Regions from separate parts of the Homo sapiens genome. Here region 1 is linked to region 2. A link is a contact called in ENCODE Hi-C data. All regions are on one chromosome and are shown on one strand. Each heading gives the region's core, a stretch centred on a gene start or an enhancer-like site at or near the end of the contact. The rest is flanking DNA. Distances are from core to core; before and after follow the strand shown.

Region 1 (3,648 bases), core at 31-2,530, 880 kb after region 2:
ATTAGATAAGGAGGTAGCTGGGGCTGTAGACTTGGGGTCTTTTTTTTTTTTTTTTTTTTTTTTGAGACAGAGTCTCACTCTTTCCCCCAGGCCGGAGTGCAGTAGCGTGATCTTGGCTCACTGCAAGCTCCACCTCCCGGGTTCACACCATTCTCCTGCCTCAGCCTCCCGAGTAGCTGGGACCACAGGCGCCCGCCACCATGCCCGGCTAATTTTTTGTATTTTTAGTAGAGACGGGGTTTCACCATGTTAGCCAGGATGGTCTCGATCTCCTGACCTCGTGATCCACCCGCCTCGGCCTCCCAAAGTGCTGGGATTACAGGTGTGAGCCACCGCGTCCGCCCGGGGTTGTCTGTTTTGTATATGAAAAGCATGCTCTGCCCCGAGCCTTAGCTATCTCTCTCTCTTTTTTATTTTTGAGACGGAGTCTTGCTCTGTGGCCCAGGCTGGAGTGCAGTGGCACCATCTCGGCTCACTGCAACCTCCACCTCCCGGGTTCAAGCGATTCTCCTGCCTCAGCCTCCCAAGTAGCTGGGATTACAGGCGCCCGCCACCACGCCCAGCTGATTTGTTGCATTTTTAGTAGAGGCGGGGTTTCACCGTGTTCGCCAGGATGGTCTCGATCTCCTGACCTCGTGATCTACCCGCCTCAGCCTCCAAAAGTGTTGGGATTACAGGCGTGAGCCACCGCGCCCGGCTGGAAATCCATAATTTCAATGGATCAGAATTTGCCTGTCACGTTCTCTGTGCCAGGCACGGAGCGGGGGGGCGGCAGGGATGGAACCCGGCACATGGGCCTCTGCCTCCTTGGCGCGCTGTAGGCGCGAGCCTAAAGTCATCAGGCGACAGCCCCCGCCACGTTCCGGGGCGCCCCGACGGCTCCAGCAGCGGGTGGGGTGGGAGGCGTCCGGACAGTCCGGAGGCCTCGATGGCCAAGAGGAGCCTGGGCTGGAGGGGGCCAGGCCCGGGGGCGGCCGGGGGAGGGCCCGGGACTGGCGCAGAGGCAGCGCGAGGCAGAGGCAAGCACTCGGACGAAGGCGCAGCCCCAGCCTCGGGGTGCGGAACGGGCACCTTCCGGGCCACTTGAGTCTGAGACCTTGTAGCCGGCTCGAGGCCCGGGCGCAGCAGTCCCTGCCAGCCAGCTTTCGGCGCAATGGGACGCGGGCGCTCCTGGTGTGCCGGCCTCGGGCCCTGCACCCTCACGCATGCGCGGCCCCCCCCCCCCCGGTGGACTACAACTCCCGGCGTGCCCCGCGCGCCTCCCGGAAGTGATCGCTCCGGTTGCCTCCGACCTCGGCGCTGGGCGGGCGCGCCGGGCCTGGGGAAGGGGCGGGCGCGGGGACCCGATGCGCGGGAGCGGAGGCCGAGATGGCTTCGGCGGGAGGCGAAGACTGCGAGAGCCCCGCGCCGGAGGCCGACCGTCCGCACCAGCGGCCCTTCCTGATAGGGGTGAGCGGCGGCACTGCCAGCGGGAAGGTAAGGGGCCGAGCGGGCCGGGGTCTCGCCTCTCGCCGGTGCCTACGGGCGGCCCGGTCCAGAGAGGAGACCCCAGCCCCGGCCGAGGGGCCCCCTGCCAGGCAGGGGCAGGGCGCGGGAGCGAAGGGGCTGCAGGCCGCGATGGGCCGGGGCGGGCTGGGGCGGGCGAGGGGTTGGGGCGCTGGGCCTCGGGGCTCCCCCACAGCCTCTCCGCCGGCCGGGCTCCTCGGAGCCCCAAGTCCGTGCTAACCCCGTTGGGCCCCCGCGGCCCTTCCGCTGAGACCATCCACACCTGTTGGTGTCCTCCCGCCTTCCGAGCATACCCCCCAGGGGGCGGGTGGGTCAGTGTCTCCAGAAGCCGGCCCCGTGCCTGTCACAGGACGAGCGGTTCCAGGCGGGAATCCCGCTTCTGTGTCTCCAGTCGACCGTGTGTGAGAAGATCATGGAGTTGCTGGGACAGAACGAGGTGGAACAGCGGCAGCGGAAGGTGGTCATCCTGAGCCAGGACAGGTTCTACAAGGTCCTGACGGCAGAGCAGAAGGCCAAGGCCTTGAAAGGACAGTACAATTTTGACCATCCAGGTAAATCGCGAGCCCAACGATGTGGGGAGGGCAGACCCCATTCTGGGCGGCCGCTAACCAGCTGCGCTTGGGCCCAAGGTTGGATGGATGCAGACCCGCTTGGGCTGTTCCCCCAACTCGCCACGCAGCCTGCAGTGGAGTTGGCTGCACAGTGAAGTCAGGGGAACTTTGCTGAGTTCTCTGGGCCCTGAGTGTCCCCCCAGGAGCGTGGTTGGAGCCAGTCAGGAAGCCTGTTGCACTGTGGGGAGCCCTGCCCTGCCCTGCCACAACTGTGATCCTGGAGAAATCCTCCCATCTTCCCTTCCCACGTTGGGGCCTTTAGGGCCCTCCACACACACCTCTGCCCACTGTGCCCTCCCGTGCTTTGGGGCAAAGTCCTCAGAGAGGCCAGTGTGGGAGGCGGTAGGTAAACTAGTGCTGGTGGCTTGAAGCTCCGGGCCAGGTAAACGGGCAGATGCGGCAGGGAGACACCTGCCACTGCTAGAAGATTCCACCCTGGCTGGCTGGCATGGTCAGCCTTTTCCCAAGGACTTGTGGGAAGAAGGCCTGCAAAGCCGCAGTCTAACCAGTTAGTCCCAGAAAGAGAGAGAAGCAGAGGCCCAGCCTACCCACCTCCCAGGAAGAGCTGATCAGAAAACCCCTGTGTTCCGGCATCTCAGGGGCACAGAGCTTGGGCAGTGGCACAGCCCGAGAACAGCAAGGACAGGGTCATCCTGTGGTCTGCAGGGCTGCAGAGGGCACTGTTGCTACCAAACATACACTGCCGTAGTCCTAGTCTACCTGTGCTAGGGTTCTCGGTGTCCCCAGCACCCAGCTGTGCTGACCCCAGAGCAGAGAGGGTTCCCTGCTGTCCGCTGCACGAGGGCATCTGCCTGTCTTGCCTTTGTCTCCAACCCTGCAGATGCCTTTGATAATGATTTGATGCACAGGACTCTGAAGAACATCGTGGAGGGCAAAACGGTGGAGGTGCCGACCTATGATTTTGTGACACACTCAAGGTAAGCAGGTGGTTCTAGGGAGGGCCGAGGAGAGGGGCCAGCTAGGACGTCCCCTCGGGCTCACACAGACCTGCCTGGCGGCAGGCCTCCCCCGGTTGGTTTCTGTGGGTCCCCCACCCCTTCCCACAGTCAGTGTCCCTGCAATGGAAGCTGACTGTGTGTGTGGCCTGGAGACCCTGTGTCTGCAGCAGAGCCCCTTTCCCCGTGCGCCCCTCAGGTTACCAGAGACCACGGTGGTCTACCCTGCGGACGTGGTTCTGTTTGAGGGCATCTTGGTGTTCTACAGCCAGGAGATCCGGGACATGTTCCACCTGCGCCTCTTCGTGGACACCGACTCCGACGTCAGGCTGTCTCGAAGAGGTAAGGCGGCCGCGGGCCTCCGTGCCTGCCTGGCCGAGGCTGGCGGCAGGTCCTGAGGTCTGAAGCACGCCTGCCCCTTGCCGCTGCAGTTCTCCGGGACGTGCGCCGAGGGAGGGACCTGGAGCAGATTCTGACGCAGTACACCACCTTCGTGAAGCCGGCCTTCGAGGAGTTCTGCCTGCCGGTACCTGTGCTCGCTGCTTCAGAGCCCATTTTCCCCTTTCACAAGGACA
Region 2 (3,586 bases), core at 123-2,622:
ATGATATCTAATCTCTCCTCTAGTGCCAGCCTTTTGTGGGTTCATTCATGCATCACTAGCACCACAAGGCTCTGGGTAAGTGGGGTCACCACAGAACACGTGACACCAATGACGGACCTGGACTTCAAGGCCTTCCATATCAACAGTGGACAACACCACATTTACAGACTTCTCCAGACGGAGCTCCAACTGCACGTCCACATCCCAGAGCAGCCCTTGCATGGCAACATGAGTACATACATAGGCTCATCGTTTCTCCAACCTGCTTCCCTTCCAGACTTTCACGGAAGCATAGTTTGTGCATTTTTTAATCAAAGCCACTTGGCAGATCACATAGAAGTCAGGTGGAACAGTGAGGGGCAAGATAGTGGAGTAGTAGAAAGAGCATAGGTCTGATTTCTGGCTGGCCCATTTAAGTCACCTTGGACAAGTTACTGTAAACCCAGGTTTCTCATCCACAAGGTGGGGCTAATAATACCTCATTACAAGGATTAAGTGAGAAAACTTGTTGCCTATATCGTATATGTTCACTATCCAAAAAGGTTAAACGTTTGGTTGGTAAATATAATGGCCTCGAATTGATGGCCAGGTTAAAGCTGCCCTTTTGGCTAAGTCTCTTCAGGACTCTGTTGAAATGGGAAGACTGGGATAGATCTCCAAAGCTCCTGCTAACTCTAAACTTCTGAGACTTCATCCAAGCTTAACATCCATCAGCCTCTGCACCAGATAGCCCCTGCAGACCTCTGACTTCCTCTCCCACCCCCTCCCCTGCATTCACATGCATTCACTTAGGCTGGGCGTGTGCGACCTGTCTGTCACCCTGTGGGTTCACTGTGTGGATTCACTCTGTGCTCCAGCTGCTCTGGCCTTGTCCCAGGTCCTCCAGCAACCAAGTTCAGGACTTTTGCACTCACTTCCAGCCTGGAACACTCTTCTGCCTAGATTTTTTGCCTGCCCTTTCCATTTAGAACTCAGTTCAAATGTCACCTCCTCAGTGAGCCCTCTCTTACATCTAAAGTAGCACCCACCGTCCCCTAGTCACTCTCCATCACGTCACCCTGTTTTATTTTCCTTACAAGATAATCTGAAATTATCTTAGTTGATTTGTCATCTGTCTTCCCAAGTTGTTCCTGGAGTTCACCAAAAACTGGAATAAATGGAATGCACGCATGCATTAGTACGTCAATGGAGGGGGATTCTGTCCTACTTTCTTCGTTTCAGGAGCACTCTCTACCCCACCTGACGTCTAAAGGACCCAGAAGGAAAATGGGTAGGCAAATGTGCGCGCCTCCAAGGCCTAGCGGCAGCCGTGTTACCATGGCAGCGTGACGCCGAGGGGGCCGGAAGGCGACGCACTACTACTTCCGCTTCCTCAACAGCAGCACTTCCGGGTTGGGAGAAAGGTGGCGGCGCTTTCGGAGGGTAAGTTGAAAGCGCCTTTGTTGTTTCTGTTTTTCAAAATGCGCGCGTAAAAACTCAGCGTGGGGTGGTGGGTTTCCCCGTCTTCTGGGAGACCCGCCTTTTGGCCTGAGGTCTCCAGGCCGCGGTCTTTGCCCCAGGCCTTATCTCGGGGAAACTGAGGCTTGGGTGTTTTTTTTTTTTTTTTTTAAAGATGGAGTTTTGCTCTTGTCGCCCAGGCTGGAGTGCGGTGGCGCGATCTCGGCTCACTGCAACCTCCGCTTCCTGGGTTCAAGCGATTCTCCTGCCTCAGCCTCCCGAGTAGCTGGGATTATAGGCGCCCGCCACCAAGCCTAGCTAATTTTTGTATTTTTAGTAGAGACAGGGTTTCACCATGTTGGCCAGGCTGGTCTCGAACTCCTGACTTCAGGTGATCCACCCGCCTCGGCCTCTCAAAGTGCTGGGATGACAAGCGTGAGCCACCGCGCCCGGCCGCGGCTTGGGTCTTTGGGAGTGAGAAGATGCAGAATTCACATCTGGTTAGTTCCTCCAGTCTCAGCCCTGGAGCGCCCACCCGGGAGCAGAGCGGGGTCTCTCTCGCACCCCAAAGGCGGTGAGAGAATCCGGGACCAGGTTTGGGCACGTACCTGCAGAGCGGGAAGTGTATGTTCTGAGTAAGGGGGGATAAATGCATATCCGTTCTCAATATGTATCGAGCACTGACTGGGGAGCCATTTGGGAGCAAGATGGCCAGGATTCCAGCCCTCAAGAAGCCGATCATATTATAACTGCCAAAAGTGCAATGGGGAGCAGCTGGTTGTTGGGAAACACTGTTAACCAGAAAGATGAGACCGGCTAAGGAGTTAGAGAGGTCCTCTTGAGAAAGTGGCTTTCATACTTGGACCAGTTAAAGGGCAGAAAGGTAATGCGGAGGAAGAGCTTTCCTGATGGAATGGGCTGTTTTTGCAAAGTTCCTGAGACGAAAAGGAAGGTAGTGTATTCTAGGAACTGAAAACAGCAGGGTTTCTGAAACCTAGAGAGAAGTGAGAGGTAGAGAGGTGGGCATGGACTTACCTCTGTCCATCTCTAGGCTAGATTATGAAGAAATGAAGACTCTTGCAGGTCTGTGAGGATTTTGACTTTATCTTAAGAATAACAGGGGAACCCTAAAAAGTTTTTAGCAGGGAGAGACTATATATTTAGAAGGTTGTACTGGGCTCCAGAGACCAGAGAGCAGCCTAGGAAGTATTTACAAAAAAGAAGGAAAGGAACTGATGGAAGGGGAAATGTTATTTAAAGAAATCAAGGCCGGGCGCTGTGGCTTACGCCTGTAATCCCAGCGCTTTGAGAGGCCGAGGCAGGTGGGTCACCTGAGGTCAGGAGTTCAAGACCAGCCTGGCCAACATGGCGAAACCCCGTCTCTACTAAAAATACAAAGATTAGCCAGGCTTGGTGGCTTGCGCCTGTAATCCCAGCTACTACTCCGGAGGCTGAGGCAGGAGAATCGCTTGAACCCGGGAGGCGGAGGTTGCAGTGAGCCGAGATCGTGCCACTGCACTCCAGCCTGGGTGACAGAACGAGATTCTGTCTCCAAAAAAAGAAAAAGAAAAAAAGAAAAGAAAAGAAATCAGCCAGTGGGTGGCTCACGCCTGTAATCCCAGCACTTTGGGAGGCCGAGGCGGTTGGATCACAAGGTCAGGAGATCGAGACCATCCTGGCTAACACGGTGAAACTCCGTCTCTACTAAAAAATACAAAAAAATTAGCCTGGCGTCGTGGCGGGCACCTGTAGTCCCAGCTACTCGGGAGGCTGAGGCAGGAGAATGGCGTGAACCCGGGAGGCAGAGCTTGCAGTGAGCTGAGATCACGCCACTGCACTCCAGCCTGGGCGACAGAGCAAGACTCCGTCTCAAAAAAAAAAGAAAAAAAAGAAATAATCGGCTTTGCTCTGTTTGTGATTTATTAAGAGGTCCTAAAAGATGGGCCTGAAAAGTGTCTGTTGAAATTTGTGGCTTTAAGAACAAAGGCACTCTTGCTGGAACGGTCTCAGTGGAGTAGTGGGGTGGGAGCTACCAGGATGTGGGTTAATAAGTGGATGAAAGGTGAGGTAATGGAAAGAGTGATTTCTCTTTCAGGAAATGTTGCTGTGAAGGGGAAGAAAGAGAACAGCTGGATGAGACTTTAGGGTT

The links. Hi-C counts contacts between places; a loop is a spot of excess contacts on that map. Pooled maps may share reads with other maps.
Region 1: a pooled map shows a loop between it and region 2 (17-fold over the local background). The contact joins the promoter of UCK1 here to the promoter of TTF1 in region 2. A Hi-C loop is called at or near these places in 6 of 50 pooled maps.

The regions. Positions count from the first base shown.
Region 1 is chr9:131,528,895-131,532,542 of GRCh38, reverse strand. UCK1 (uridine-cytidine kinase 1) reads left to right here and starts at 1,280. Exons shown (of 7, transcript NM_031432.5): 1 at 1,280-1,476; 2 at 1,898-2,057; 3 at 2,959-3,055; 4 at 3,273-3,415; 5 at 3,505-3,599. The coding sequence starts at 1,369. RefSeq lists silencers at 875-1,044, 1,185-1,544, 1,745-1,794 and enhancers at 1,210-2,123, 2,829-3,648.
Region 2 is chr9:132,404,626-132,408,211 of GRCh38, reverse strand. It overlaps TTF1 (transcription termination factor 1), which reads left to right and starts at 1,372. Exons shown (of 11, transcript NM_007344.4): 1 at 1,372-1,422.